3 separate regions of the Homo sapiens genome follow, and all the other regions are linked to region 1. A link is a loop called in an ENCODE intact Hi-C map of the cell type or tissue named here. Cell type or tissue: CD14-positive monocyte. All regions are shown on one strand. Each heading gives the region's core, and the rest is flanking DNA. Links, peaks and the distances in the headings are about the cores only.

Evidence for each region. Hi-C counts contacts between places; a loop is a spot of excess contacts. Peaks named below come from ENCODE experiments on the same cell type or tissue, not always from the same donor. Only the 100,000 strongest peaks of a DNase experiment are listed, where the experiment ranks them.
Region 2: it touches region 1 in a loop (2.5-fold over the local background); 3 of 110 quality-filtered maps call a loop at or near these places.
Region 3: it touches region 1 in a loop (2.6-fold over the local background); 3 of 110 quality-filtered maps call a loop at or near these places.

The regions. Positions count from the first base shown.
Region 1 is chr2:190,899,028-190,910,222 of GRCh38, reverse strand. GLS (glutaminase) reads right to left here. Exons shown (of 18, transcript NM_014905.5): 4 at 9,530-9,659; 5 at 8,197-8,276; 6 at 5,056-5,219. Among named protein-coding and RNA genes, the nearest start is that of GLS, 24 kb to the right of the region's middle. In CD14-positive monocyte, for the core only: no CTCF peak of the experiment used is centred there; no DNase peak of the experiment used is centred there.
Region 2 is chr2:191,001,408-191,012,602 of GRCh38, reverse strand. It overlaps STAT1 (signal transducer and activator of transcription 1), which reads left to right. Exons shown (of 25, transcript NM_007315.4): 3 at 2,599-2,727; 4 at 3,496-3,640; 5 at 4,942-5,040. The coding sequence starts at 2,600. Among named protein-coding and RNA genes, the nearest start is that of STAT1, 7.2 kb to the left of the region's middle. RefSeq lists enhancers at 191-250, 291-350, 779-868, 1,169-1,278. In CD14-positive monocyte, for the core only: no CTCF peak of the experiment used is centred there; no DNase peak of the experiment used is centred there; H3K27ac peaks cover 1,908 bases.
Region 3 is chr2:190,989,256-191,000,450 of GRCh38, reverse strand. STAT1 (signal transducer and activator of transcription 1) reads left to right here. Exons shown (of 25, transcript NM_007315.4): 7 at 747-825; 8 at 2,143-2,234; 9 at 2,444-2,595; 10 at 5,232-5,390; 11 at 9,131-9,223; 12 at 10,777-10,836. It also overlaps the pseudogene RAB1AP1. Among named protein-coding and RNA genes, the nearest start is that of STAT1, 19 kb to the left of the region's middle. RefSeq lists a silencer at 3,771-3,890. In CD14-positive monocyte, for the core only: a CTCF peak has its summit at 3,910 (motif pointing left); a DNase peak (open chromatin) is centred at 3,240; H3K27ac peaks cover 2,306 bases.

The sequences.
Region 1 (11,195 bases), core at 2,024-10,023:
AACACTTGAGTAATATTACTATACTAAAAATGACCTTGGAAAAAGCACAGCTAACGTACTCAATTTTGCTTTTTTCTTAGTGCTTTATTTTTATCTTTATATACAAGCACATACACAGAAGGATTTCAAAACACAAACAAGTGATTTACATAGAATAATAAAATTATAAGGGATTTTTTTTTTAAGAGCCAAAGTTTCAGACTGTCGCCCAGGCTGAAGTGCAGTGGCACAATCATGGCTCACTGAAGCCTTGACCTCCCAGGCTTAAGTGATCCTCCAGCCTCAGACTCCAAAGAAGCTGGGACCACAGGCACATACCACACCTGGCTAATGTTTTATTTTCTGTAGAGACAGGATCTCCCTATGTTGCCCAGGCTGGACTCAAACTCCAGGACTCAAGCAATCCTCCCGCCTTGGCCTCCCAAAGTGCTGGGATTATAGGCATGAGCCACCATGCACAGCCTATAGGGGATATTTTTAGGCTTTCTGTATTTCCTGACAATAAAGGTATATTTGTATTTCTTATATAATTTTAAAGTTACTTAAAACTTTACATTAATCCAAACTCCTATTTCTTCTCCTAATTCTTACAATAAATAAGAATTTCAAAACTCAACTGATTATATTCTCATTCACTGCATGACACAAGCACCAAAAATAAAATCTTGGGGACAGTGAAAACATCTATTTACAAGCGAACCTCAACATCTTAATTTATCTACCTGGTGGTTACCAGAAGTGGGGGAGGGGGGAGAAGGGATTGCCAGATGTTGGTCAAAGGACACATAATTTCAGTTACACAGGGGGAATAAGTTCAAGAGATCTATTTTATAACATGATATAATTAATAACAAGTATTATATGTACTTGAAAATTGTTAAGAAAGCATACTTTGTCTTCTCATTACAAATAAATATATGAAGTAATGTATGTTACTTTGATTTAGCCATTCCACAATGCATATATATTTCAAATCACTATGTTGTATACCATATACACAATTTTTATCTGTCAATTAAAAATAAATAAATAAAAAGAAAAATATCCTACATTTTGGGTGTATTCATAATGCCAAGTTTCAAAAGTTAAAATAAAATCTTTGTGTTATATCTGATTATTACAATCAAGATTTGCCTATCCCAAATTAGTTTAAATTAGTTTAAATTAGTATAAATTAGTTTATACTTTTATTTGTATGGATGTTTATTATCTGTCATTTCAGAGCTTTTGACATTATCAGGCTTAGACTCTACAGTCCTAGAAGACTGCTAATCTATGTACTCCAAATGGTATCACATAAATGTGAGTATTAAATATTTTCCAAATGATAAATACTCTGCAAATGCTACATATACTACACTCAAGATGTCTTAAAGAACACTAAATCATTTTAAGGCATGACAGCCCAATTTTCAGATGTATGTAATTGCTCATTCTGCCTTTGGCTCAAAAGCCAGACATCTGAACATCCGGAAACCCGCCAGAGAGAATGTAACACACCACCAGCCTAACTGCAGTATAAAACCTCGGCCTAAGACCTATGACCGTGAAATTTTCTTGCTTCCCTGCTCTGTCTTAAGGTAAGATGGAGTTGATGGGTTTAATTTAGAATTTTTAATTTAAAAAAGTTTTGAATGGCAGAAATAACCTACAACACTAATAAAGGCTATCATTTAAAGTAACGAAATATCAGAGCGTGTTATACTGACAAAATGGACATGGGTGACATCTGAAATTTATGAACATGCTTTAAACTATAATGCAAAAAAAGATCAATTTTAACAAGTATTTATTTTCCCCAAAGGCAATAAAATACACAGCATTCTTTCATATTATATCAAAAGAAGCTTTTCAAGCTGCTAAGCATATGAACCTTACAAGGGTTTTGTTCACAGGTGAGGCTGAGGCAAAGTTTGCTAATACATATACTAAAGAACGAAAAATATTAAAAAGGATTTCCAATTTAATTTGGATATTTATATTTTCGGTATTATATTGGAATTTTACAGTGCCAAATAAAAACTGGAGTTAAGGAAACTCAATTATCTGACATTACACACATTTACAATATATTCTCTAGATATAGAGAAAATATTCTCCATCTGGTTGGGATATATATGGTTACGAAGAATGTGCAGTGCCCATTGAGGATGGTTGGAAAAAATGTGCAGTGCCCTCTCACATTCTTCCCAACCATCCACAATTCATCCTATCAATTCAGTCCTGTCATCCTCATGTAAATTAACTCAACTCCTCTTTTTTCTCAATCCTCCACACATATAATCAGCACATACATTTTGGCACCTGTCAATTACATACTTGTAAGATAATACAACTAACAGTATTCAATGCTTAAGTATGTCTTCTCCCATTATGTATTAGAAATATGTAATTGCCTTCTGTATCCTGTAGTCAGAAAAGTTATTCCAAGAAGCAAGGCCCATGTACCCTCCAGAGCTGTTAACAATACAGACAAGGAAAGCTATATAAATAATTTGTTGATTAACCCGATCACTACAAGGTAGAAAAAGACTTCCCTGGGAGATGGTAGTTTGCAAAACTGACATCTCCATAAAGTAACTTGTTTGCTCACTTATAATGATAAAAAATATCAGCCACCTCCTACCAAAACTTTCTATGTTGCAAACATTTTAAAACTACTGTTATTGCCAGGTGTGGTGGCTCACGCCTGTAATCCCAGCACTTTGGGAGGCTGAGGCAGGCAGATCACCTGAGGTTGGGAGTTCGCGACCAGCCTGACCAACATGGAGAAACCCCGTCTCTACTGAAAATACAAAATTAGCCAGGGTGGTGGCACATGCCTGTAATCCCAGCTACTCGGGAGGCTGAGGCAGGAGAATCGCTTGAACCCGGGAGGCGGAGGTTGCGGTGAGCCGAGATTGCGCCGAGCCGAGATTGCGCCACTGCACTCCAGCCTGGGCAACAAGAGTGAAACCCCGTCTCAAAAAAAAAAAAAAACTACTGTTATTAAAAACTACTGCCGGGTGCAGTGGCTCAAGCCTGTAATCCCAGCACTTTGGGAGGCCGAGGCGGGCAGATCACGAGGTCAGGAGATCGAGACCATCCTGGCTAACACAGTGAAACCCCATCTCTACTAAAAATACAAAAAATTAGCCAGGCGTGCTGGCGGGTGCCTGTAGTCCCAGCTACTCGCTGAGGCAGGGGAATGGCGTGAACCCGGGGGGCAGAGCTTGCAGTAAGCCGAGATCATGCCACTGCACTCCAGCCTGGGGGACAGAGCCAGACACCATCTCAAAAAAAAAAAAAAAACTACTACAATTTCTCTATTTACCATATCCCTATTAGTCTTAATAAATCATCACAATCTTATAAAGCTGGTGTAACAGTAATATATTTATTTTTTAAAAATTTATTATTTTAGATACACACATATATACATACACACACAAAAAGTGTATGGTTTCACCAAAAATCTACCCTTGCAATTTTAAATATGAACGAGATCTTCAAATTGTTTTTGCTGGGCTAAACTAAATCAGGACTCAAGAGCACAGGCTCTAATCAGAATTCAGGAAGGTGTAATATAGTGAAGCCTGTATTTACTGTTACTTTCAAGACTCAGGGTGTTGGCTCAGGCTTAGAAAACGTCTATGAATATCGAGGCAAAATCTCTTGTTAAACTTTATGTTTTATTCTTATTATAAACAATTCTAAATCTCTGATTTGTCATTTTTTCTTATATAGAATACAGTATCAATAATTCATGATTCCTAAAACCATAAATATATATGGCAAAAAAATTCATTACTTATACTGTTAATTTCATTTGCTCCAAGCCCATTTTGTTTTTTTGTTTCTGAAATCCTCTAAACATTCAAATTACTATATTTGTTTTTTCTTAAATATCTCCCTCGAAATCCATCAATTCACTAGACATGTCTATTCTCCTTTGCTGTTCATGGAAAAGTATTAAATTTTTCTTTTAAAATATTTGGTATTTTTAGAATAACAGTATTAATTCTTTCAATATTAAATCTAGATGTCAATGAGCTTAGTAAATAAAGTGCTTCTGCATATGATGTCCTTATTGAAGTTGTTAATTTACAGTAATGTCCATAAAACCAAACGTAGCATCAGAATAAAAAGGTTACGGTAAAATGGGAAAGAAAATGTAACTGCTCTCAAAATAAATAGGATGAGAAGCATAAGAAAATACCAGTCTTATGACTTCATCTTACAAACTAATAAAATAATGAGTATAAGGCACATTTCATTTTTTATACAGCAGAAAAAAAAAGTACAAAAGTGTATCTCTCACAGCCATTACTACAAACTTCGCTCTCACTTTCTTCAATTCTATATCTTAACTCATCAATCAGAAACACAGCATATGCTTAGAAGATTAAAAAACAGAAACCAAACCATGGGACTAGTTTAACTTAGTTTGCACTCAGCTAAATGATGTTTAGACTTAAAATCTCTATCAGATCAAACTAACTACTTTTGTCCTCCCCTTTTCTTTTGAATTCCTGTAAAAAGATTTGTTAACCAAGCATTAAACACAAAGCATTTCTTTCAAATTTTTTAATGTTATAAGGATAAAAAGTAAAAACACTCACTGAAAAATAATAATCCTCACTATCTCAACCAGGGCCACAATAAAACTTTCAACTACTATATACAATATAATAGATAGAATAATATACAAACACCCATGCACCTATCATTTAGCTGCAATAATTACCAACATATAGTAATAATCATACCCAGCACTCCCAGCTGCCTTAACTAAATTATTTTAAAGCAAATCTCATGTATTTTGAGATTTCGCTATATTTCCCTAAAGGTGGTTATGAAGAGAGAAGTTCATGTTCTCCCTAGCCCACTTCCCAGTGGTATGAGATGCCTAAAATAATCATTTTTAAAAGTAGGTGATGAAACTCTCTCAATGGATTATATAGAAATCACATGACAAATACTTTTAATTTTAATCAAAAAATGTTTAAAACGACTTAGATTTACATAGGAAAATGAGACATTTCTTTTTTCAACCAATGTTTATGTAATTCTTACCATCTTCATTCAAAAATAGTTTGTTGAATCTTAGTCCACTCGGCTCTTTTCCAACATATCGATGCACATATTCAGTTCCAAGATCATTAACAGCAATGGCATATTTCAAAGGTTTTACACAGGACTGAAGACAGAAGGGAACTTTGGTATCTCCAGTAGAATGCCTATTTAAAAGGAGATTTTTAAAAAATAACATCAACTGGGAAAAAAATGTAACTGCATAGTTGGAATTATTCTTTTTACATGTTAACAATTCCAACAAAAATTTTCCCATAATTCAACCACAAGTTTATGTCAAAATTACAGAATAAATTTAAGTACAGTCATCCTTTGATATCTGTGGGAGGTGGATTCCAGGAATCCCTGTGATACCAAACTCCATGGACACTCAAGTCCCTTATATACAATGATATAGCATTTGCATATAACCTACACACATCTTCCCATGTGTTTTAAATCATCTCTAGATTACTTATAATACCAAATACAATGTAAATGCCATATAAATAGGTGTACTGTATTATTTAGGGAATAATGACAAGGAAAAAATGTCTGTACATGTTTACTACAGCCACAACTATCCATCTTTTTTGGCTCAAATATTTTCGATCTGTGGTTGGTGGAATCCATGGGTGCAGACCCCATGGATACAGAATTGACCTATGTTTATTTTAAGAGAAATACTGTGAAAAAAAGCAAAAGCATGAAAGTATTCACGTAACAGAATAATGGTTTTAAAGTAGATAATAAATATGTAATGTGGAAATTTTCCTCTGAGGGCAAGAGAGTAAGAGCATGCTCCTCCTTACTCCCACGTGTATTCAATCACATAAAATAAACTAGCCCTTTTAGAAATTATTCACCTTTTTTTCAACTCAGAGCTGTAAGCTGTGACTAAACCATGGTTAAAAAGTTAAACAGAACTCAGTTTAGATTCAATACTATTCTCTGGGACCCTGTCTACAAATGCCTCATATTGCAAGCCACATCCACTCACAATCCTGGGCCCCATTAAAAAAAAAAGCATCCAGTTTTATAAACATGACAGAGCTGGCACTAAGTTCAGTAGGCAGTCATCATTACCATGCAGATAAATAACAGAGCAAAAAGAAAGCTTTATATTACCACCAAACTGAGAAGTACATGAAGTAGAGAAAAGATTTGGGAATGAAAAAGTTCTGGCCAACCCAATTATAATGTAAGCTTCACAAAGGCAGAGATCTTTGATTTACTTACTGATACCTCCCAGGTTCCCTGAACAATGTCCCAACACATCACAAAGCATTCATTCATAGTGAAAGTCATTCATAATGAAACTGGGCACTATATTTTTTTCCTATCAAATTTATTCATGTGTAACTATAATCTTAAACTATATAGTTATACTATATAAGATTGTTACTTCAAACTTGACAATCATTCTAAAAAATGATTAAGAGCTTGTCTTACTACCTTTGGATTTAAAAATACATATGTTCTAGTTCTGAAGTCAACTTTCTGAATTCTCTAGATAAAAAAACTAAGAGACATAGAGAATGTTTAAGAAGAGAAAAATCATATTCAATATTACATGATAATAATTTTCTTCAAATTCAAAGACTTCCATTACTTGATAAATTATTTCCTAAAATGCAAAAACAGGAATACCATTCCCTACCGGAATTTGCTTCAAGGGATAAAGTCACCATGCCTTTTCATTTCATTGTGTCCCTTCATAGCACACAACATTTAATTCAACACATGGTGACTGCTCAGTACATTTTACTGACCCAAATGAGGATAAAGGCATATAATAATGAAAGAAAAAATAGACTAGAAGTTAAGAGACCTAGGTGTTCATTTCACCTTTGCCAATATCATGTCAACTATGGTCCTCAGATTCCTTACTTTCAAAATGAATGGGCTAACCCATATATTTTTTACTGTAAGTACTTGAGGATAATTAGTAAAAAAAAATTAAAATCACCTAAAATGAAGGTCCTTACGAGTCACAGATTTTTGGCTGGGGGGCAGGGGCTCATGCCTATAATCCCAGCACTTTGGGATGCCAAGGCAGGAAGATCACTTGAGGCCAAGAGTTCAAAACTAACCTGGGCAACATAAAAGATCAAATTTTCATAAAAGGAAAAAAGGTTTTTAATTGCAACATTATCTTGAAAAGTAAAATCTAAAATTACTAGGTTAAACGGCTTTTAGTAGTTTTAACGAAATTTAGGTAAAATTACAACTCTGATATAAACTTTTCAAGCTGTGTTCACTTACAAGTTGTACATCTTATGTAAGTTCTATTTTGATAAAACAGAAATACTTTAATAAAAAAACAAAAAACAAAGGAATATATCTCTGAGCTAAGTCTTTAAAAATGAGTGAAAAAAGAATATTGATTTTTCTCTTTGGCGTAATTTTCTAATAAAACCAAATTATAAGATGATAACAATCTTTATGTCTAATTCCCAGCACAATGAACACGGTCATTCTTGAAAAAATATTCTAGAACTTTACCATTTTCCAAGGGCCTCTCTTAATTCTTTGATTTTTAAATCAAATCATTCTTTCTAAAGCGCCCTCACATCACTATCCTTTTTATAATTCTGCAAGTTCCTCATCTGTCAGCAGCTGTGCCTGCAATGTAAGCAATTCCCAAATGCTGCTTTCATGGACTTCATGAAATCCTACATGTTTTGCAACTGACTTTTAACTTTGGGATACGTTATGTTGCACTGTCTTAATTCTCATGCTAATTTTATCAGGAACACAAGGAACAAAGACAACGACAGATGGGTTACCAATGTTAAGTTGAGAAATAGGGACTAATTTTATTAGTAGTCAGTTCATTAGAGAATAGTGTCATGTTTTGACAAGCCTGCTTTTCTGAAACAAATTGGTAACTGCAGGTATTTGAATAATACTCAAAAAACAAGACTACAACTGTGAATAAAATAGATGTCTCATAAAACTTAATATAATGTTACTGTTTGAGTTTTTAAAAATTACATTAAAATTTAAATTTATTTACCTTTTGAAATTATATCCTGTTAGGACTAATTTCCATTATAAAAGATGATCTTCTCCATGTCATTCTCACCATTATACAAAAGTTAAGGCTTAGAGTTGGTTTTCATGAATTTGAAATAAACTTACCTCTGTCCATCTACTGTACAAACAGACACACCCCACAAATCGGGACTGAATTTGGCCAGTTGAGGAATATAATCTGCAACCTATCCAAAAGATTGGAAAGAAATGAATAGATATAATATTGACAAATAATGTATTTTCTTCCACCAACAAATTTCTTATCTCATTTTACCTTCTACCAATGACTAGTTATTCTACAACACTCAGTGGCTTCATAGTCTATCTTCTGTAACAATGCTCATGAAAACTAAAGGCAAAACAGACTTGAGAATTATGAGATCTAAAGTGACTTTTCTCAGTCTCTATTATTTCTTATTTTCCAATGCATTCTTTCTTTCTCATGTTTAGCAGGAGAGTCTAGCAGAGGAACTTGAACTTTTTTTTTTTTTAAGCAGGAAAAAAGTAAATTTATTTAATCAGGGTCATGGGTGCTAGTAGGGTTTCACTAAAACATTAGGAATCAAGTATTTAAAAGTAAGTAGTAAGTATTTACACTGAAGTTGTTATACACTTGAATCTTGAACATGGATTTAAACTTCAAACAGTGCAATTATATGCAGATTCTTTTCTGCTTCCGCCACCCCCAAGACACAAGACCAATCCCTCCTCTTCTTCTTCAGTCTAAACATGAAGATGATGACAATGAAAACTTTCATGGTGATCCACTTCCACTTAATAAACAGTAAATATATTTTCCTTATGATCTCAATACCATTTTTTATCCTCTTTATTGTAAGAATTCGGTATATAATAAATATACAAAATGTGTTAATAGACTATTTATGTTATCGGTAACGCTTATAACAGTAGTTATAAGTAGTTAAGTTTTAAGGGAGTCAAAAGTTATACTCAGATTTTTGACTGCGTGTGGGTTTGGCATCCCTAACCCCTGCTTTGTTCAAGGGCCAACTGGATTATACTAAAGCTACCCAAAGTTAAAACAAAAGAAAATGAAAACTTTCTATATGAAAATCAAATAGTTCCTAGTATTATTTACAGGATTTTAAAAACTAGAAACATTTCGTTTAATACTGAAGGATATCAGATCTGCAGAAATTCTGAATAAGATTTTTTAACTTAAAAATTTAAAATCCATCACCATCATCTGAAAATAAAAAATTCTTACCCTTAGATTTCTCTTTAACCAGAATAACAAAGTTAAATATTTAAAATACCGTAAAAACACTAAATCCAGTGGCTTCACTTAAATTTCTTAAGCGAAGCTAAAGTGTTTTCTTTAGCAAAACACAACTACACAATTTACTCTCTAGACCTCAAATTAAGCTGAATTTATTAAGTGATTCGGTTATGAAAATATGTACATCAAAAGCATTACCTTTCCTCCAGACTGCTTTTTAGCACTTTCATATAACTCATCAATGTGTGAGGTAAAAGACATAAAGTCAGGAATCACAAACTTTCTTCTAAATGCTTGTGTCAACAAAACAATGTTGCTCTGAACACATCTGTAGAATGTAAAAAGATAATTAATAAACTGGGTACATTTCAAATATCAGAACTTGGTAATAACAGTAATAATTAGGACACTATTTAAATAATAGATAAATTTATCATTTTATACAACTAAATTCTATAAATTATGCTTTCTACATTATCTTTCCTTCTAGCAGTCTTTCAAGTAGTTGCTTGTAAGCTGTTGAACGTGTAAGAGATTAATCTGGATGTGCCTAAAATTGTGTCACAAATTAAGACAAGGCGTTCCACCAGGTTTAAGTATTAAGACCATCTGAAACAAGCTTCTTACTCAATCAGAGTTGGTAACATTCAGCATGACGACATCTGGTTAACAAAATTCAGACTGCCAAGGTTGAGATCTTGTTTATTTACCAAGTAATCTCAGAAATACATCTCTTAGTTCTTATATAACTATTACTAGCATTTCATTCAAAAATTAAACATTTTGCATTATAACATATTTTCCTTAATTATATCAACTTTGTTTAGTCAGATTAATTTATGTCTTAAATGAAATGTCTGTTGATATGCTTGTAAAAATAATCTCTAATTTGAAATAAAATTTCATATGAAGTAGTGTAATAATTAATTTTATATTATTTGAGTCACCAAAAATGTTATATTACAATATGCTATTTAATGTAAGATATGTAAATATAATGCAGAATAAAAATGTTTCACTGTTAAAAAAGTATTTTAAAAATATAGTAAACCAAGTGGATGGGAGAGCATGATATTCTGAAATCTAATAATTTGAACTGTATTCTGCTTTTTGCTAAAAAGAATTTAAGCCAGAAAATCAGTATATTAACGTAGCCTTTAAAACGTTTTGCAAATGGATTACAGCCAATTGTATATTCTGAGCTTCTTAAGTCTCTGTAATGCAGTAATAGAATATTTAATTAATATTTAATTAACAAAGGAAGACTTGCTAAACACGGTGTTAAGCCATAATACCAACGATAATAAATCTTAAGAGTAAGATACTCTCAGTATTTCTTGTTTAGTCTGTAATAAATGAGAAATTTTTAAATGTCAATATTTTAATTCAAGTTGTTCTAGATGAAACCAAATTAAAGCTAAAAGCCAGGTTTCACAGTTTAACTATTAATAAGAATTCAGAATAATATATACTCATTTGTTCAATATAAAATTAACAGTTTAAAAATAAAATCCTAATAGAAATGACTATTGTTTCAGTCATAAGGATCCCCCTATTACAACATTAAAAAAATTACAGTCCTAATTTCCATAACTTATATAGTATTGACACCCCAGAGCTAAGAAATATTTACTTCAATAAGCAATCATTTTCAGATAGTTTCAATATTAATCTCAAAAGTATTACCATTATTTTAATATTTTTAATGTTTCAAATAGCTTCTAAAATCCAACTTCCAAGTATCAGAGTTGCAAGAGATGTACATCAAAGAACACCTTTCTCAGAGGAAAGAAAAATAGAATTCCTGATCTTAAACCAGTATTTATATCTACAACAAATCAAATGCACTTCCTCATTTTTCAAG
Region 2 (11,195 bases), core at 2,825-10,824, 100 kb before region 1:
TGTTGGAGACAGGAAGGAGCAGGTCTTGGGATGGAGTGGAAGGAATCAACCCTAAATCTGAGATTTGAGCTCAGTGACTGGGAGATGGCCATGCCACTCCCTGAGTTGGTAACAGGTTTTGTGAGTAGATGAGACTGACTCCAGATTTGTGAACATGAGCTTATTTATTCATTGTTTTTTTTTTTTAGAGACAGAGTCTCTCTCTGTCTCCCAGGCTGGAGTACAGTGGCGCGATCTCAGCTCACTGCAACCTCCGCCTCCTGGGTTCAAGCAATTCCCCTGCCTCAGCCTCACGAGTAGTTGGGACTACAGGTGCACACCACCATGCCCTGCTAATTTTTTTTTGTATTTTAGTAGAGACAAGGTTTCACCATGTTGCCCAGGCTGGTCTTGAACTCCGGAGCTCAGGCAATCCGCCCACCTTGGCCTCCGAAAGTGCTGGGATTACAGGCGTGAGCCACCTGGCCAGCCCAAACATGAGCTTATTAATTCACCTCTTCTGTGCCAGGTGCTACATATGTACTAGCTCAACCAGCCTTAAGAACCAACTGTGGCAGGGTGCGGAAGCTCACGCCTGTAATCCCAGCACTTTGGGAGGCTGAGGTGGAAGGATTGCCTGAGGTCAGGTGTTTGAGACCAGCCTCAGAAACATAACGAGAGGCTGTCTCTACAGAAAATTTAAAAATTAGCCAGGCTTCTTGGCTCGTGTTTATTGTATTAGTCTGTTCTCATGCTGCTATAAAGAACTGCCCGAGACTAGGTAATTTATAAAGTGAAGAGGTTTAATTGACTCACAGTTCTGCATGGCAGAAGGCATCTCTTCACGGGGCAGCAGGAGAGAGAATAGATGCAAGCAGGGGAAATGCCAGTGGCTTATAAAACCATCAGATGTCATGAGGCTCACTCATTATCACGAGAACAGCATGGGGGAGACTGCCCCCATGATTCAGTTACCTCCACTGGTCCCGCCCTTAACACATGGGAATTATATTACAATTCGAGGTAAGATTTGGGTGGGGGCATAGAGCCAAACCATATCACTTGCAGTCTGAGCTCCTTGGGAGGCTGAGGTGGGAGGATTGCTCTAGTCCAGGGGTTGGAGGCTGCAGTGAACTGCGCTCCACTGCCACTGCGCTCCAACCTGGATGACAGAGCAAGTTCCTGTCTACTAAACACACACACACACACCTTGTTGATAGGGGAGTAAGTTACCTGGGTTCGCTTGGCTAATAAGAGGCGTTGCAGCTCCCATTGCCTGACGGTCCAGCATATCTGCTTTAGGTAGATCCTTATTAGTTACCAAGCAGGGAGGGAGACAGCCACAGATTTTTCCACTCAGGTAAAATAAAACTGAACTGAAAAATCAAATTGCTTCAGCAGGAGTGCCAAGGGGCTGGGCTTGGGTCCGTTTCTACTGGTATATATGAGGATAACTAGCTTTATAGGCCAGACATTTCCTCACACTCCTTTGGAAGGACATTTGTGGAGTAGGCGTGACCTCATGCCTGCATACATGTGCTCGGCTACAAGTATGCATACACACTCTTCCATGCCCTACTTGAAAATCCAGACTCCTTCCCCAGAGGTCTGGCAGGACAAGATTCACTTGTGTCTGCTCTGCATATTGCCACCTGTGTGCTGATATAAATCCTAAGTTACATGATGGTCATGGGAGACTCTCCGTTTTCCTAATGAATTTTAGGACTTGCTTATATCAAGTTTTTGTTGTGATTTTGAATCTTTAGGATCACTATGTAAAAATGGACTTAACAGTTATCCAAAAAGCTAAGTGTTACTTTATCCTTTTAAATTACATTTAATGATGTTTTAATCTTTAAAAATCATTACTTCTTTATGCCAGATTTATTGTTTGTAGTAGGCAAAGAAGAAAATATATCTTTTTAAATGTGTATAAGAAAAATAATGAATTTTACCATATGAATCATAAATATAAAACAGAAGTTTGAAAATATTTGAGTTAAATTACAAATGTACTGTGATTTGTAGGAGAGCAATTTTGGGAGAGTCTTGTGATTTGTCTTAAAGCAAGTCTAATTAAAATAATGTTTTTCATGTATTTATTTGATAAAATCACAAACTCATTTTAAAGGCATATTTATTGGATACCTACTATGTGGTTGACATTGTTCTAGGGATACACCAGTGCACAGAATCCTCCACCAACATCCATCCCTTCAAGTGGTGAAAACAGACAATAATGAAAATAAAATATGTGGTAGGTCAGATGGTGGTGTAAGTACTATGAAGAAAAATAAACCAGGGAAAAGAGAGAGCATGTTTCCAGGGTGGGAGGTGGTTGCAGTTTAAATAAAAGAGGCCAGAGAAGGCTGCCCTGATATGTTGACAATAAGCAAAGACATGAAGATGTGTTTCGTGGAGGAGAAAAAAAGTTCATCCCCAAACTCAATTAAAAACAGGCTTTAGACTATAAATGCCATTTAAATAAAATATTCCTGGGACAAACTATGTTTTGGATTAAGCAAGATATTTAAGAGTACAACCTGATGCTAGGAAGGCTTTCTTTGGAGCTATGGTTTCCATATACATAGAAAGAATGTATATTCTTTTTCCCTATAGGATGTCTCAGTGGTACGAACTTCAGCAGCTTGACTCAAAATTCCTGGAGCAGGTTCACCAGCTTTATGATGACAGTTTTCCCATGGAAATCAGACAGTACCTGGCACAGTGGTTAGAAAAGCAAGACTGGTAAGGAAAATTCACTAGACAGAAGAAGAAGTTTACACCTTAAAAGTACTGGTTGATTAAGTGACTTGGGGCCATGTTTACTGGAAGATGAATTCCATCAATGGCCACTGGAATTATTTGTTGTAGAAAAGTTTGTTGATTTAAAAAATGACTCAACAAAGTTGAGCCAAAAAGTGTCTCAACAAAGTTAAGTATATTAGTCATTAAGCACTTTTATACAGTTTTGCCAAATTTAATTTATGATAGATATTCCTAAATGCTTTGGACAAGTTACGGAATACTGACACCGATTATTTTCCAACTTAGGATCCAGACTATAGAAAGAAGTAATTTAAAAGAAATAAAGCCAAATTAATGGTTAAACATTGATTAGAAATATGAAGAAGGTAGTAAAATTAAGGGGATTTTTTTTAACTGATAGGTGTTCTACTTTAAAATTTATTATTTGCTAATTTAAAAACGTCCTGAAAGTATTTGACATAGAAAGTGAAGGGTCCCCTGTTGACTTTTCCCCCTTCAGAGATAGTCACCATGAACACTGTCATGCACAATCTCTTAGAGTTTAGAATTTTTTGTGCTAATTGCACATAAGAGAAATACCACATAAACTGCTGCTAAAAGCAATGTCAGTTTCAAAAGAAGAAAATAAACCTAAGAAAATACTTAAATTATTTTTAATAATTTCAATAAGGAAACCAACATTTGTTTTGTCTGTTTTACATAGACATTTAGTTCTAGAATGAAATGTGTAAATGTTAAATCTCCTAGGGAGCACGCTGCCAATGATGTTTCATTTGCCACCATCCGTTTTCATGACCTCCTGTCACAGCTGGATGATCAATATAGTCGCTTTTCTTTGGAGAATAACTTCTTGCTACAGCATAACATAAGGAAAAGCAAGCGTAATCTTCAGGTATGACCTGGTTTTTGTATTTTAGTTGAAATGTTCTCATGTTTATGGAAGGCAGTTTTCTTCATTCAGCAAATACAATTGAGCACACACTTATTGGTATTTAGAGAAGTAATAGAGACTAACTCCATTTATGTTTTCTACAGCATCAGTAAATATAGCATAAGTAAAATAAGATACCAATTTATTTTATAAACACAGAAGGAATTTTTAGGGTTAAATGTATCACCTCTTAGGTATCAGTAATCCTGAGAAAAATGTGATGCTATAATTTTGTTTTACTAAAAATTGTCAATATTTAAACCAAAGAAAAGGGGCTACATTTTAAGAGCAATGATCTATAGTAATACATTAAAGCTCCAGGGAACATTAGTGGTTAGGTTCAGGTCCTTGCTATGCAAATGAGGAATAAAACAGGAAAGGTTTGACTTTCACCTAAGGAAGTCAGGTGACTTCAGGAACTAGACTCCACCTTGCCTTGCTTCTGGTGGAGTTGGCCTCTCCTGGAAGAGAAAGTCAAAGAAAGATCCAGACATGAGAGAACATGCTATAGAGTTTTAGGGGTTCTTCAGATGTACTCCCAGCATGCCCTTGGGGTGGCTATCATATTTATGTTGTGTAATAACAGAACTTTTCTGTTTTAATGGAGGTGAAAGCTATCATTTTCTTCTTTCATACAATACAACTGAACTTTTCAGCTTAGGTAATTGGAAGTTGTTTTTTTTCCTTTGTGAATGTATTTATGATTTTATTTACGAGTGGGGAAATCAAATTAACTTTACAGAAATTTGTTCTCATACAGACCTTGCATGAATGTACCTGTATAAAGAGCCATTATTGCTATTGGTAGTGTTTTGCAAACTAGCTTTGACAATGGCAACAGAAAACCCTAGATGAATATCTTTGGTCTAGTTCAAAGCTTAGACCAACAGATGCATTCATTGAGGAATGTCATGTATAGTTTTTATATCATTTGCATTGTCTCGGGATCCTAACCAAAGATAATTGGCCTTAAGAAATATGGAAAGATATTAAAGTAAAAATATTATGTGAACCATATGTGAAAATACTTGTTTTTAAATCAAAAAGTACGTTAGGTACCTGCACTTAGAAAGTTAAAGCAATTTTTGTCATAATTCGTGAAAGAAATATTTTGATTTTAACAAACATAGCTTATATAGAATTTAATAGATGAGAGATGAGGTTTCCCGGAGAATATAAACAAATTCATATCAACTTACAATACACAATAAAGTAAACATTCTGCATTTTAATTTATTTTTGTTCTAACCACTCAAATCTAGGATAATTTTCAGGAAGACCCAATCCAGATGTCTATGATCATTTACAGCTGTCTGAAGGAAGAAAGGAAAATTCTGGAAAACGCCCAGAGATTTAATCAGGTACTTTTTTCTCATTGAACACATAAACTGTAATAAAATAAAAATGTATTCATTCATCAAATACTATTAGGGCCCATGTCAAAGCAATGATGAATATCTCTCTAATTTTATAGCCCCAAGAAGTGGGAGAATCAGATTTAGAGATTTTATAGAACCAGGCTTTAAGAAAGATCCTAATCTAATGGAATTAAGTTCTAACGAGGAGAGAGAACATATAAACAAGATACTTCTGGGTAGCATAAAGTGCTGAGAAGATAACATGCTGAATTCATGGAGTGGCTGGGAGTGGGGTTGTTCCTTTAGATCAGGGTCAGGAAAGGCCTCTGAGTTGCTGGCACAGGAATGGAAGCAGGCAGATAGAGGGTTCTTGCAGCTGTCCAAGGTAGAGGCAGTGGAAGCTTGCGCTCAGTAGAATCAGTGGAGGTAGGAAGAGGTGGACAGATTCAGGTTATGCTTTGGATGTGATACCAATATAGAAGGATCCTTATGTTGAAGGATTAGATGCAGGAGTGAGAGCAGAAAGTCAAGGATGGCTCTACAGCAGCTACTAGAACCCCTTGAAAAATGGTAATGCTGTACACGGAGCTGGGAAGGCAAGGAGGGGGCAGGGGCAGGAGTTTTGTAGGACTCAATAGGTTTGTGGAGAGAAAAGGAGGCTGATGGGAAAATCAAGGGCTTTGTTTTGAGCAACATCAAGATACCTATTAAATATTCAAGGCATCAAACAGTAAATGAGTCAGAGTTGTACTAGTATCAAGATTTTTGATCATTGTTTTATTAATCCTAATACAAACCTTCCTAGTTGTCAGGGTTCAGCAGAGTTTTGAATTTGCTATGGCATTTAGTATTCCTTTCTTGAGCACTGGGGTGGTGACAACAAGCCAACAGGCAGGCAGTGTGAAGCCACCATGTTATGGATTGTTCTGGAGGAGCCCATTGCTATATGGATGCCAGAGGACACAGTATGCATCCTGTGTGCATTTCACCAACAAATAACTACCGAAGTGAACTGTGTGACAGTGGAGAGGGAGGGAGTTTAGGTGTGGTGGAGGATGCCATTCTCCACACACTGCCTGAGCATTTGTCCCAGTCCTTGTAATCCTGTCACTTCCCTAGGCGTATAGTTCCCATCTTCTTGTCACACTGATAGCATCTTGCTGAACTGAGCATGTAAAGATACATATTGCTTATTCTAAACTCAAGCTGGCTAGCTCATCTGGTACCCAGCCTAGGGAACAAAGGTGTATATCAACGCTGGAGGAGAAGCTGGCCAGGTTGTCTCCTCTGAAAGAGGTGTGCCTGTCTCTAACCTGGCATATACCTGGGAGATTTTCAGCCGGCAGTTTTGATTATATGGGGCTTCCATCCTAAAAGTAGTATGCGTGGGCCTCCTCTGTATTTCTAATAGACTTGAAAGGACAGCCAGGAGCAAAGATGGGCAGAAGGACAACCTGTTTCCCCCAGCTGCAAGCATGTCATCCTCACATTTGGCCCCTTGGCCCAGAGATGGCATTGGCAGCAGAGTAGGTGACCCCTGCTCTCCCACATGAACCTCATCCCCTGGCTTTGGATCTTGAAGGTTTACCAGCTTTTGAGCTCCCTCCCCATTAAAAATGTAGGTAATCTGGGGATTGTTTTGAGCCTCTCAGAGGACACCTGAGTCCGTGAACACCTTTGCAAAGCCTTCTTGGGGTGTGAGGGAAGTTTCTGGGTGTCTGGGGATGTCAGGGAAAGGGAAAAGGCACAATAGGTGCCTCCTTTCCAAAGTTATCCAGCCAACTATTGGCTAGGTAGGTCAGAAACATTTCTTCACCATTTCCCCCCTTGTTGAAGTAACTTTATTTTATTAATACAGACATGCATCACTTAATGACACAGATACATTCTGAGAAATGCACCACTAGGTGATCGCGTTTTTGTGCAAACATTATAGAGTGCACTTACACAAACCCAGGTGGTATAACCTACCATACACCTACACTATATGGTAAAGCCTATTGCTCCTAGGCTACAAACCTGTACAATATGAAGTTGTACTGAACGCTATGGGCAATTGTAACACAATGTTATTTGTGTATCTAAACATAGAAAAGGTACAGTACAGATAGTGTGTAAAAGATAAAAGGTGGTACCCCCATAAAGCTCCATTCTAATCTTATGGGGCCACTGTCATATACGCGGTCCATCGTTGACTGAACCATTGTTATGTGGTACATGACTGTGTATATTCTATTCATGCTAAAGTATATGTGTATGGAATGGTGTGATGTCTGGTATTTGCTTCAAATAATCCCATTTGGGGACTAGAAGAGTAAGGAGAATAGGGATGAAACAAGGCCATCCATGAATGCTAATTGTTGAAACTGTGATAGGTACATGGGGATTCAACAGATTCAACAAGTTAAAAACATGCAAAATTCCGAGTTAGTTCAGATCATTTAGAGACCACAAAATTCTATAGACATGCCGAGATGGGAAATTATTGTTCCCATTGTTTTTTAATATAAGAGCTTTTAGAAAATACATTTAAGAGAATATTATGCTATACACACTGTAGTAGACTATAAATGTTTCGTGTGCTGTCTTACAGCACACTAAGTTTTTTTCTTTCTTTTTTTCTTTGTGGTGAAAAAGCTAGTTGCATGTCTAGACAAAAATTTAGGTCCATAGGGTCTGAAGGGATGGGGAGAATTTCTTTCAGGTGGGAGGGAAAGACATGAGGTGGATTCTAAGCTTCCTTTGCTGTTCCATCTTTGTGTTCTTAAGGACTAATGGTTACCATATGCTGAGTGCTTATCATGTTTCAGGCCCTGTGCTAAGCACTTTATAAACATTATTTCATTTGAGTAAATACTTTCGAAACTATCACTGAAGTTAGGTATTCTTATCCCCATTTTAAAGATGAGAAAACTAAGGTTTAGAGGTCAGGTACTTCACTCAGAGCCACAGAGCTAATGAGAAGTAGGTTTGGAATTTAAACCCAGTATTGTCCAACTCTAAAACTAGTTCACTGGAGAAGTCACTTTTCAGTTTTCTAATCTGTGGGATGGGATATGAGGGCTTTCTGGCTGGAACTTCTCACACCCATGGAGTGCCTATTCCCTTACTTGGACAACTGCTCACTCCATTGGAAAGGACCCCCTTCCTGAGCAGAAGACTTTTCTTTGCTCTGGGGTCTGGAGTAACCAAGTTCCCATCCAAACAAGGTCTCTAGAGGTACAGTAGTGAAACGAGAAAGTAAGAGTCAATGACAGCCGAAGTCCCTTCCAACTTCAGTGTTTGAAATTCCCGTGGTTTCAGTACTCCTGGTTTCTTAGAAAGTTAAAAAGTTAAGGACTCACTGTGAAAGTGGTATCAGTACTAAAGTGTACAGGAGCAGCCAAGCATCTGCTTAGCAGATGGGGGCAGGGTGGAGGGAAGCAGGGAGGGATGAGTGGAAGGGGTAAGAGAGCACCAAGGGTTTGAGTGACTTGGAGGGACTACTGCCCAAGTTGGAAGCAGGAGATTTCTTAGGCCCTGCCACAGTCACCAGGTTTTTCCACCAAGCATCTCCCAGCAAGTCAGTAGAAAGGGGATGTAGAAGCTGGGGATGTAGCTGCTGTTTTACAGCCATTGTTTATATCCCTGTTCTCTAAACCGAGCCTTGGTCATTTGGGAGGAGGCCTGGGAAGTCAGAATTCTCCAGTGGCCTGGTCCCTCTCTCTAGGTGTAGTGTCCCAGCTGTTACAAAGCCCACAGGACACCGTGCCCACATCCTGCTGGCTTAGAAGTTGTATTAGTCTGTTCTTGCATGGCTATAAAGAAATACCTGAGACTGGGTAATTTATAAGAAAAGAGGTTTAATTGACTTATGGTTCTGCAGGCTGTTACAGGAAGCATGGTGCTGGCATCTGCTCAGTTTCTGGGGAGGCCTCAGGAAACTTACAGTCATAGCAGCAGGTGAAGGGGAAGCACACATATCACATGGCCAGAGCAGGAGGAAGCAGGGGAGAGGTGCTCCACACTTAACCAGATCTTGTGAGAACTCGTGATCACAAGGATAGTACCAAGAGGATGGTGCTAAACTATTCATGAGAAACTGTCCCCGTGATCCAGTCACCTTCCACCAGGCCCCACCTCCAACAATGGGGATTACAATTCATGAGATTTGGGTGGGGACACAGATCCAAACCATGTCAGAATTAGACAACAGCAAAGATTTCCCTGCACAGGCAGAAAGCTGTATGGAACTCCTCAAAGTGACAACTTATTCCAACCGCCCAGAGAAACCCCTTTTGTCACTGAGTGATATGTGGCACCTTGGACTTACAGAGGATACCAGTAACATTCATGTATTTCTAATACACACTTTACAGCTGATACAATTCACATGCTTTGAACTTCTGCTGTTGGAGAATATGTAACATGAAGGAAAACTTCCTATGAAGAGAGAATAACTTTGATGACGTATGCCTGATAAAGATAAAACAAAAAATTATGGACCAATTTTACTTATGAGTATCAATATAAAAGTCCTCAATAAGATATTAGGGATCAGAATTAAATACTACATTAAGAAAGGACATGACCAAATATGATTTATTATAGGTTACAAGGGTAGTCCATGACTGGGCAACCTATTAATGCAATTCACTAAATTAATAGCTACAAGGAGAAAAAAGCATTTACTTCCTTCCACAGAAGCTGAAAAGATCTAACAGAATTCAATACTCATTCCTCATAAAAACATTGAATAAGATAGGAATTGATGGGTACCTCTTTAACACAAAAAAATATATATATCTCCATTCTAGAGACAGTATCTTACCTAACTGGGAAAACTCCAGTAAGTCAGAAACACAGCAAGGATGCTGTGTTTCCACTGCTATTTAGCATCGTATTGGTGGTATTGGCCAATGCAATTAGACAAGAGAAAACCATTAGAAGCATAAGAATTAAAAACAACATCATAAAGATGTTAGCTCTCCCTGAGTTAACTTGTAATTTTAATGTTATTCCAATAAAAATACCAACAAGTTGTTTTCTGGAGCTACACAAATTTGTTCTGAAATTTATGAAAAATAAACATGCAAGAGTAGCGAGGCAACTTCTGAACAAGTAGAGCAATGAAATGGGACTGGCCCTACTAGACAGACTATAAATCCTCTATAGTCAAACATCCTTCAAGGGTTCAGGCTTATGAATAAAAAGGCCAATGGGAAAGAAGAGAAAAATCTAGAAGGAAACCCGTGTGCATATGGAAATTCATGTGATAAAGTTGGCAGCTCAGAGCACTGGGGAAAATAATGGACTTTTCAGTAAATGCTGTTAAGACAAATGGAAAGCTAACTGGAAAAAAAGTGAAAGCAAAAAGTGGACCCATACTTCACTCTGATCATGAGAATAAACAAATATATCAGCGATCTAAAAGTTAAAAAGAAAAAAAGGAAACCTTGCAAGTGCTAGGGAAATGAGTGAATGATGTAATGTCAATAGGGAAAGGCTTTCTAATATAAGGAAAATTCCAGACATGAAGAAAAGATGATACAATTGCACATATAAAAACACCCCCGTAGAATCTGTGCTGTATAGGGCACTGTGTAAGAAAGGTTGACAAGCACAGTTTTTGCTGTGTGGGGGATTTAACTCTAAAAAAATAACATCTTTCTAGAATTTAATCTCTATGAGAACAGGGATCACTGGTTACCACTCTAACACCCGAGCCTAGAGCATTGCCTGACATTTACTTAGTACCTAGTATGTGCAGGGTACATCTGGTGTATGAAGCAAGTAGAGACCCTGTCACTTCTGAGTGTTCTGATTATCAAAAATAGGACTGAATACTCCCAGGCAAGTCTGGGTTTATATTCATTATTGACTTTATAGTAGCAGATTTTCATTGATGGCCTTAATGGAGTGATTTCATATTTCAGTATACCTCTGGATCACCCGGAATTGTGTTAAAATAGGGTTTTCTGATTGCCTAATCATATTAGCCCTTGAGATTTTCCAACAAGATCCTAGGTGGTGAGATGCTGCTGGTCTGAGGACCACACTTTGAATCAGAAAGCTTTAAGATAAATAAGGACTGAGTTAATGAGAGTAATCTTGTGTATAGTATCTGAGAAACCGTGAACTAAATTCCAGCGTGGTACCATGCAACTGTATGAATTAAT
Region 3 (11,195 bases), core at 321-8,320, 92 kb before region 1:
GGGTTTGGTCCTCTGTGGATCTCTGGGTAATAGCAGTATGGCCTTGACTTACATGCTTCAGACAGCATCTTTCCAAACTCCACATTCTTTGGAGCAACTTCATCTTGCGGTCTCCTAGGGAAACATTTCATTAAAGTAGAAACCGAGTGAGCCCAGTCCAGAAATAGCCATGGAAATCCAGAGAAGAATATGTGGAAATGTGACCAAATCCCAAACAAATGAGGCTTATTTGTAGAATGAACATACAATTTATTGTCCAGATGGAGATGCATTTGAGCCGCCAAGAGGGCACTGTTTATAATTACAGCAAGTATGAAACCAGGTCTATCCCGGTAAAGCAGGGATGTATGGTCACTTTTCTTACTTGGAAGGAATGAGGAAATTTTCTGTGAGCTTTTTCCCCGCCTGCTGTGGGCTTCACAGTGGAGTTCTTAAATCATATCTCAGAGGTAGTCTCAAAAATGATGAGGAAGAATCAAAATTTAGGCGCTGGAACCAGGTTAAGGACATACAAATCAGTTTGAGAATTATTGTACGTTTGCTTTTTTAAAAATGTTATGACATACTTATTAATGAAACCGAAATTATTTCATGTATATGATTAGAACTGTCCAAGTCAGATCTCTTTTTGGGGGAGATGGAATTGTTTTCGTGTTTCTCTGGGTTCCATAGAAGCAATACTCTGTTGCCTAAAGTCTTTGGAAGTTGCTGATCAGTAGAAAACATGTTTACATCTTTGTTTGTAGTGTATAGAGCATGAAATCAAGAGCCTGGAAGATTTACAAGATGAATATGACTTCAAATGCAAAACCTTGCAGAACAGAGGTAAGGGTTCACAACTGAAGTGGTGCCCGTTGGCTGCAATTTTTTCTGTTCACACTAGATAACGAAGATGATTACTCCTTTCTATTTGCCGAGTATTTTATGACTCTGAATTCTTCCTTGATAACCCAGGCCAGGGCTTCTCAACATCCAATATTATTGACATTTCGGGCTAATTTGTTGTTGGGGCTGTCCTGGCATTGTAGCGTGTTTAACAGCATCCCCGACTTTTACCCACCAGATGCCAGTAGCACTACCCAGGAGCCCTCACTAGTGACAACCAAAACTGTCTCCAGAGATTGCCAAAAGTCCCCTAGGGGTCAGTGACCCCTACTTGATAACCACTGGTTATGTGTTACTCACCATATTTATTGCGCCTAGCCCACTGACTGACACAGAGCGATAGATATGTGGAGTTCCCCTGCCCTAATATCTCAGGTTTCTTCAAACGTTGCAGGGCCACGTGTATACACAGCAGATAAGCTCAGTATTTTTCTCATGTTTTAAAGCAGTTTTACTGTATTTTCTTACTGTTGCGTGTTTTTAATGAGAGTAGCAACAGAAAAGATCTCAAGAATGTACATTGTGTAGGACACGTAGGGTACTGCTGTTACTCTATTCATCATCTGGGGTATACCATGGTTCATAGGCAGAGATTATCAGTATGATTTGGGTAGAAAGTATAAGAGACAGCAACTTCAACTACCACTTCCTACTCATCTACTTCTCTTTGAAAGCTACAGCTATGCTTTGTATACATTTTTTATCTGAATTCTGTTCAGATAAAACATTTTATTATTTACATTTATTTTTATAATAATAATAACATTATTATTAATGTTATTTACATTTATTTAGGTAATTACCTGACAGTGTCTTAAGTGGCAGATACTACTATGTCTGATTTACATGGGTCACTGAAAACAAGTTTTTTTTGTTTTTTTTTTGTTTTTTTTGTTTTTTTTTGGAGACGGAGTCTCGCTCTGTCGCCCAGGCTAGAGTGCAGTGGCGAGATCTCGGCTCACTCCAAGCTCCGCCTCCCGGGTTCATGCTGTTCTCCTGCCTCAGCCTCCCGAGTAGCTGGGACTACAGGCGTCTGCCACTGCGCCCGGCTAATTTTTGAAAACAAGTATTTTGTTTCAGTGTGTCTAGTTGTTATACTTAGGACTTTTTTTCATGTTCATTAAAGATCGAAGAAAGCCAAACTTTGACCTGTCACTAGGCAGCATTTGTGTCATATTTATCCTAAATTTATATGAATCTTGGCTTTTGTTGGTTTTGTCTTCTTTATATATTTACTGGCTGTCTCTCAATTTATAGAACACGAGACCAATGGTGTGGCAAAGAGTGATCAGAAACAAGAACAGCTGTTACTCAAGAAGATGTATTTAATGCTTGACAATAAGAGAAAGGTAGTTATTTACTTTCCAGAATAGCATGCCACTTTTGTTATACACTGTAAATAATGGACTCAAAGTTTAGAAGAGAGGAAAAATTATAGCCACCTGGCTTAGAGCCCCAGTTGAGAATGAAATGATATTTGCTTTTCTTTTAAAAAATATTTTAAAATTCAGTGATTAAAAATGAATTTATTTCACTTTGTTTCTTCTATTGCCTTTAGGAAGTAGTTCACAAAATAATAGAGTTGCTGAATGTCACTGAACTTACCCAGAATGCCCTGATTAATGATGAACTAGTGGAGTGGAAGCGGAGACAGCAGAGCGCCTGTATTGGGGGGCCGCCCAATGCTTGCTTGGATCAGCTGCAGAACTGGTAAGATTCTCCAAAGCAGAAAACTGGCAGCTGACTGGCTAACCACATAAACACATAAATGTACCTTTGAGCTGTGTTAGTTGAATGGACCCTGTCAAAACATTAGTATAGAGTTTGACATAGTCCAGCTTCTGCTTACCCTGGAAACACTCCCTTGGAAAGCACAGTGTTATTCATGACTCTCGCCACGTTCAGCCACGTCTGCTTGGTTTGGAGCACTCCTGTACCATGGGGTGTCGTTTGACTGTACAAAACATCAGTGACATGGTCGTTATAGAACACATTTAATGACTTGACTCTTAATGTTTCCTTAAAAACAAGATAGCTTGAGGCATTTTTCTAGGCTTACAGAATAGTTTTTTAGGAAACATTCAGTCATCCATCCAGTAATACTTATTAAATGCCTACTGTGTGCCGGGCACTGTAGGACCTGGGCACACAAGGATGAGTGATTCTTGGCCCTTGCCAACAAGGAGTTCTCAGTGTGGAGGGGGGGATGTAGACATGGTAATAATTCGTGTGGTAAAAGTATCCAGGTGCTCTAGCAAAAGGCCATCAGAATTCTGTGGAGGACAAAGGAAAGCATCTCCAGGGAAGGTTTCATAGAGGAAGTGGCCTTGTGCTGACTCAAAAGTCACTAGGATTACTCCACGTAGATCAAGGGGAAGTGCTTTCCAGCACAGAGCACAGCGTGTGCAAAGGCACACATGTGGGAGACTGCAGGGGCTGTATTGGGTGGCTGGAGAGTGGGGTGTCCAGGGAGATGGGAAGGAAAGTGGACCCGGTGGGAGATGCTGGAGCCTGATGGTGCAGGTTCTCAGCACCATGCTGGGAATGGGGGATGTACGCAGCTGTACTGCTGAGCCAAGGCAGGCTTTTTTCTTAAGCAGGAGATGTATTTCTCTGATCTTTGATTTAGAAAGGGCACTCTGGCCACAGCCTGGAGGATAGGATAGAGACAGAAAGACCAGTTGGAATACTATTAGCATATTAGTGTGGTCCAGGTGAGGGGCAACAGGAGCTGAACTTGGAATCACAGAGTGAACATGAGGGAAGGTGGCCTGGGACAATTGCTAAGGGTCCAAGGACCAGAGATCTCACGAGGTTATTTTCTATATTGCCAGTTTTTAAAAAAATCACAATTAATATTCAGCCATTTATTTTTGTTCTGTGAATTGCCTGTAGGTACCCCAGATTTCTTGTGGGTTAGAGCAGAGCTTCTGAGCCCAGTGCACCCCATGTGCCTTGAGGGATACATACAACCCTAAAGCCCTTCAGGTGGCCAGGGAGGCCCTGGGGTGTTTAGAGCCCCCTAGTGGTCCTCCTAGACCACAGGAGCCTCTTGTAGGGACACACATGCCCTCTAGTTTTCCCACTGTGCTGTCATTTTCTCTGTGTGCAAGCAGAGTTGGGGACACTGGTTTAGCTTCTCCGCTGGAACTCAGCCAGCCGTTATCCTGCCTTCTCCTTTCCTGACGAAGGGCTGCTGTCCCAGGGCTTTGAACTGGAATCGAGCAAAATCAGAAAGTGAAGTAGATACTTTTCCCAGGGAAGAAGACACTTTTAAAAGGTTTTCTTCTGTCATTACTGCAAGTGAATAAAACAGCGTTTCCCCAGCCTGTGTTGCTGTTAGCAGTTGACTGCAAGGAAGGAAGACTAAGAGCAATCACTGGGTTTACTCATTGGCTTTTTATGTTTAGGGTCTAGACTGAGCATACTGCCTTCTCCTTTCAGTTGAGTGAAACCAGAATCATCATTCCTTCCTCTCTTCCTGTCCCCGGCCTTGTCTCCCATCTCTGTCTCTCCTCCTGCCCCTCTGCCCCACATCTCTGACTGGTCCTGCCGAGACACTGCTTGCTGATGCCACTCTCTTGACAGAACCTGCAGTGGCTCTTTGCTGCCTCTTGCATCACCTGGAAGCACCTGCTTTGCTGTTTTCCCTGCCTCTGGCCTCCTCTTTGCCCTGCACCAGTCACAGATCACCTAGAAGCCCTGCCTCCACCCATCTCTCCTCACATAGGCCTCAGTGGTGTGTAGAAGTTTTTGATGTAGGCTGTAATCATTCAGTGCATGTTAGTTGTACTCCTCAAATAACAAAGCTTCTACTGCTGGCACAAGCCTCGTTCCCTTTGTTTTTCCCTAGAGGGCAGAGCATGGCATCCTAGGTGACATTTTGTGTTGCATATAACCACTTGTTGGTTTCCATGCCATATGGTTTGGCCGTGTCCCCACCCAAATCTCACCTTGAATTGTAATAATCCCCATGTGTCAAGGGCAGGGCCAGGTGGAGATAATTGAATCATGGGGGTGGTTCCCCCAATACTGTTCTCATGGTAGTGAGTAAGTCTCACGAGATCTGATGGTTTTATAAGTGGGAATTTCCCTCCACAAACTCTCTTGCCTGCCACCATGTAAGATGTGACTTTGCTCCTCATTTGCCTTCTGCCATGATTGTGGGGCCTCCTCAGCCATGTGGAACTATGTGTCAATTAAACCTCTTTCCTTTATAAATTCTCCAGTCTCGAGTATGTCTTTATTAGCAGCATGAGAATGGACTAATATACCATGATTCCCTTTAATCCAGGCTGCTTCTGGACTGTTTCTCATAGAGACATCTGTGTCTTGTGTCTTCCCAGGTTCACTATAGTTGCGGAGAGTCTGCAGCAAGTTCGGCAGCAGCTTAAAAAGTTGGAGGAATTGGAACAGAAATACACCTACGAACATGACCCTATCACAAAAAACAAACAAGTGTTATGGGACCGCACCTTCAGTCTTTTCCAGCAGCTCATTCAGAGGTAACTCAAGGGACATTTATTTGTACCTTCTGTAATCGGTCTATACAGAGGAACATTTTACCGTTAATTCAGATGATTTACAAGGGTTTAATAGGTGTTTTTTATATATATATATATATATATATATATATATTTTTTTTTTTTTTGAGATAGAGTCTCACCTATCACCCAGGCTAGAGTGCAGTGGCGTGATCTTGGCTCACTGCAACCTCCACCTCCCAAGTTCAAGCAATCCTCCTGCCTCAGCCTCCCAAGTAGCTGGGACTACAGGCGCATGCCACCCCACCTGGCTAATTTTTTTTAGTAGAGACTGGGTTTCGCCATGTTGGCCAGGCTGGTCTCCAACTCCTGAACTCAGGTGATCTGCCCTCCTCGGCCTCCCAAAGTGCTGGGATTACAGGCGTGAGCCACTGTGCCTGGCCTCAAATTTTTTAATGACAATGACTCTTCCTGAATTATTTGGTTATACCAGTGGTTCTTCACTCTTGTGGCCAGCTAGGCTGGAAGCTATAGTAACCTTCCACTCCTCCTTCCCCTTTGGCTGAGTCTCCGCCGTGACCCTAACATGCCTCACCTCCTCCTCTCCCCTCCTCATGTCTCAGGCTCTCAAATCCTCCTTTCTGGACTCTTCCCCAGCCTCCCCACCAGTCCTCCTTCCCAGTCCTTCCTCCCTGTGACCAGTGCTGTCCCAGAGCAGAGTTCCATTCTGGTTCCTCATCACCTGCTGATCCAAGTGAATGCCCAGCTGGGCATTCACGGCCCCCCTTCTGCAGCCTGGACCTAGCTGAACACTCCACGCTTCACGTCCACACACGCCCCTTTCTAGGCAAACTTGACCTCTTGCTGATTCCTATAGGGGCCATGCCGCATACTTGCTTTTCTGTGGCTCTCCTGAGGATACTTCCTCTTCCTCAGAGCCTTCTTTTCATGTACCTGCTTTCAAAATTGTATCATCCCGAAAGCTTCACCTTGTATCTCATCATTTAATCTTCCCAGATTTCCCAAACAGATGTTATCTCCCTTCGTGGCCTACAGTCACCCTTCGTTCCTTTCCTACTCTGCCTTTTGTTATATAGTTGTTATGTATTTCTTTATATTTCTTGAATATCATAAAGTTCTGGAAGGCAGAGACATGCCTTTGTCACCCTTTTCCCCCAGCAGGACCTAGCGCAGTGCCTTGTGAACAGTAGGCTCTCTAGACACACTTAGTAGATAGATAAATGTCACTGAGTGGAAAAGAAGGGTTCATATTGCAAGTTTTTTTTTTTTTAATGCAAACTTGACATGATAAAAATGTACTTGATTTTGGGTGGAAGCAATAGCTGAGTGGCAGCGGCTGCTGATTGCGTTCCAGGGGGCAGAGTCGGGGAAGACATTTACTCTCCCAGAACAGCCTATCTCATTCCTTTCCTTCAGTTACCCGTGGTGCAGAGAGTCAGGGCAGCAGCTGTAGCAGCAAGGGTGGCCGTGGCAGCGGTGGCAGCTACAGTGACATGTCCAGCATGAATCCCAAATTGATTATTTATTCAAATTACTTCTGATTGGCGACTCTGGGGTTGGAAAGTCTTGCCTCCTTCTTAGGTTTGCAGATGATAACATATACAGAAAGCTACATCAGCACAATTGGTATGGATTTCAAAATAAGAACTATAGAGTTAGACGGGAAAACAATCAAGCTTCAAATATGGAACACAGCAGAACAGGAAAGGTTTCGAACAGTCATCTCCAGTTATTACAGAGGAGCCAATGGCATCCTAGTGGTGTATGATGTGACAGATCAGGAGTCCTTCAATAATATTAAACAGTGACTGCAGAAAATAGATCATTATCCCAGTGAAAACGTCAACAAATTGTTGGTAGGGAACAAGTGTGATCTGACCACAGAGAAAGTAGTAGACTACACAACAGCCAAGGAATTTGCTGATTCCCTTGGAATTCTGTTTTTGGAAACTAGTGCTAGGAATGCAACAAGGCCCGGCACGGTGGCTCATGCCTGTAATCCCAGCACTTTGGGAGGCCGAGGTGGGTGGATCACCTGAGGTCAGGAGTTCGAGAGCAGCCTGGCCAACATGATGAAACCCCATCCCTACTAAAAATACAAAAATTAGCCAGGCATGGTGGCGGGCGCCTGTAATCCCAGCTACTTGGGAGGCTGAGGCAGGAGAATTGCTCGAACCCAGGTGGCGGAGGTTGCAGTGAGCCGAGATTGCGCCATTGCTCTCCAGCCTAGGAGACGGAGCAAGACTCTGTCTCAAAAAAAAAAAAAAGAAAGAATGCAATGAATGTAGAACTGTGTTCCATGATGATGGCAGCTGAGATTAAGAAGCTAATGGGTCCTGGAGCAACAGCTGGTGGTGCTGAGAAGTCCAGTGTTAAAATTCAGAGCACTCTGGTCAAGCAGTCAGGTGGAGGTTCCTGCTAAAATTTGCCTCCATCCTTTTCTCACAGTAATAAATTTGCAATCTGAACCCAAGTGAAGAAACAAAATTGCCTGAATTGTACTGTATGTAGCTGCACTACAACAGATTCTTACCATATCCACAGAGGTCAGAGATTGTAAATGGTCAATACTGACTTTTTTTTTTTATTCTCTTGACTCAAGACAGCTAACTTCATTTTCAGAACTGTCTTAAACCTTTGTGTGCTGGTTTATAAAATAATGTATTTTCCTGATATCAGACTGTTTTCTCGTGGTTGGTTAGAATATATTTTGTTTTGATGTTTATATTGGTGTGTTTAGATGTCAGGTATAGTCTTCTGAAGATGAAGTTCAGCCATTTTATATCAAACAGCACAAGCAGTGTCTGTCACTTTCCATGCGTAAAGTTTAGTGAGATGTTATATGTAAGATCTGATTTGCTAGTTCTTCCTTGTAGAGTTATAAATGGAAAGATTACACTGTCTGATTAATAGCTTCTTCATACTCTGCATATAATTTGTGGCTGCAGAATATTGTAATTTGTTGCATACTATGTAACAAAACAACTGAAGATATGTTTAATAAATATCGTACTTATTGGAAGTAATATTTAAAAAAATGTACTTGGTTCCCTATGGCTAATGTTCAAACAAGAAGTCCTGTATGTTGGGTTTTTTAAAATTTAAAAACATTACTTGTACTTTGAGTGCACATTTTATTCTTAATTCTGACATGTAAATGAACATAATTAAATACGGGGTTTTTATTTTTTATTTTGGATTTTTGAGACAGGGCCTCACTCTGTCATCCAGACTGGAGTGCAGTGGTGTGATCATGGCTCACTTCAGCCTCAACCTCCTGGGCTCAAGTGATCTTCCCACTTCAACCCTCCAGTAGTTGGGACTAATTAGCCACGCCTGGCTAATTAAAAAAAAAAAAACAAATTGTAAAGATACGGTCTCACTATGTTGCCTGAGCTGGTCTTGAACTCCTGGGCTCAAGCAATCTTCACACCTCAGCCTCTTAAAGTGCTGGGATTACAGACATGGGCCACTGTGCCTAGCCTTCATTGTATGTTTGTTTCAATGTAATAGTTTCACAGATCATTACAGTTATTCTGTTTCTGTTAAGTCCCTATTAGGTTTTGGGATTTCTTTACTAATTAGAAAATATCACTTTGTTCATCCAACTTGTCAGAATCTTTCAAATGATTTTTTAGATCGTACTCTCTAACCCCCTTTTTTCTTTCAGGAAAATCATTGTGATTGCCTCAACCTTAATGGAAATGCTAACTTATCTATCCTTTGCTGGGTATTTGCAGCTCGTTTGTGGTGGAAAGACAGCCCTGCATGCCAACGCACCCTCAGAGGCCGCTGGTCTTGAAGACAGGGGTCCAGTTCACTGTGAAGTTGAGGTAACAAGGGAAAGATGGCATCCCATACATCACCTGTCACGTAGTTTGTACCCCTAGTTTCCTTTTATAAAAACTGTTATATAGGGTGCTTTTGAGGAAATAATTTTTCAGGGGGCACTTTAATATGAACTCTTACTGAGAATATCTGAGAGTCTTTTATTAATATATTCATAGTAGAAATGTAACTGATATACATATATGTACACACTCCTGGTTTTTTTCCAATCATAAATGTAATGCGTGTTCACAGGAAAACAGAATTCCAAATTGCAGAAATGTGTGTAATAGAGAGTAAAAGTTCCTGGCTGCCTCACCCCTCTTGGGCATAGGCTCATAACCTGAGCCTTATGAACCCCAGAAGCTGTATGAATGTGGATTTATAACATGTACATTTTTCTGATGGATGGATTTATAGCTTTCATCAGTTTCTCAAAGCAGTCCGTGATATAAATATCTGTGGACCACCACAGTAAATGGCCTAGTGTCTGTCCTCCCAGGATTTTGTCCATGTCTACACAAATATATATTTCATACGGAAACACACACGCACAAACATGACATAATGTTTCCTTTTTAAAAAATTAGGATTCCATGTCTACACAAATATTTCATATAGAGACACACACACACACAAATATGACATATTTCTTTTTTAAAAACTCGGAGTAGGCTACATACATTGTTTTGTAGTCTTTCTCCTCGATACTAATTGTAGAAGTGTTTCCAGGAATATGTGGCTTTACTTTCTTCCATTGAATGGCTGCATTGCTTTAAGCATTCTTCTTATGATGAGTAGCTAGACGCTGAAGAACTGGACTGGCCTTCATAGTTGGCCCGGGTCCTTTTTCTGGGGTGTTGCTGATTTAAGTCTGTGGTTAACCCTCCCTGGCTGGTAGGTACAATGTCACACTGAAGCCCTCGTGGAATTTTAGAACTCAGCAGCTGGAAGGGACAGTAGAAATCTGATCCCATCCACCTGCTCCACTGAACGGAGCAGACAGAGCCCCGGGGTCTCCTTCTCAAAGTCTCCAGCTCAGTGGAGCAGAGGTACACCCTCTCACCTGCCCTCCATCTTTCCATGCTACCCTGGGGTGACTATAGATGGGACGCTATTTTTTCTGCTTATGGGCAATAGTTTTTATTGTCTCCCAACAGGACAAAGATTAGATACAAGTTTTAATAGAAAGTAATGTTTGCTATTTTACCCATATAAATTGGCCAAAGGTCGAAATTGTGATGAAACTGAATATTGGCAAGGTTATAGAGGTAAACAGCTACCCTCATTAACTTTTGGTGGCAATGTAAAATCAGGGCGGCATCCTGTCAGAATTAGTGTTACAATTTTTCCTAAGCGGTTCCACAGCTAGGAATTTATTCTTACAAATACACTTACAAAAATTTAAGTAGATCTACAAAACTGTCAGTTTTTTTGTTGGTAATACCCTAAAACTGGAGGGGGAGTAGTTTATCTAAACGTTAATAGGGAATTGGCATAATAAATAAATTGTAACAGATAATTTTTTTTAAGTAATGGCTTTTATTTTTCTTTCCAGACTGTTGGTGAAATTGCAAGAGCTGAATTATAATTTGAAAGTCAAAGTCTTATTTGATAAGTAAGATATCTTTAACATTATATAACATACATGTACTATTGAAATGTTGATTTTGTTACTCAAGCACAGATTCCTCCACTAAATAAGCAGATTTCTAGCTGTGGAAGGGTCTATACTGGGTGGAAGTTTGCCTCCCTAGGGCCCCAGGGCTGAACCCAGAGTCCTGACAATGCTGCGCATGAGCAGAGACTTCTAGTCAGATCCACCAGGGCCATCACAAATGACCCCAGCAGATTTAAATCAGCAGCTCCCTTGGTGGATGTTGGGAGCTTCCCCTGGAGCTGGTATCAACATTCCTGTGCCTTTTTAGACTATAAATGAACAAAAGAGTGAGTGTCTCTTTGTGCATATGAGATTGT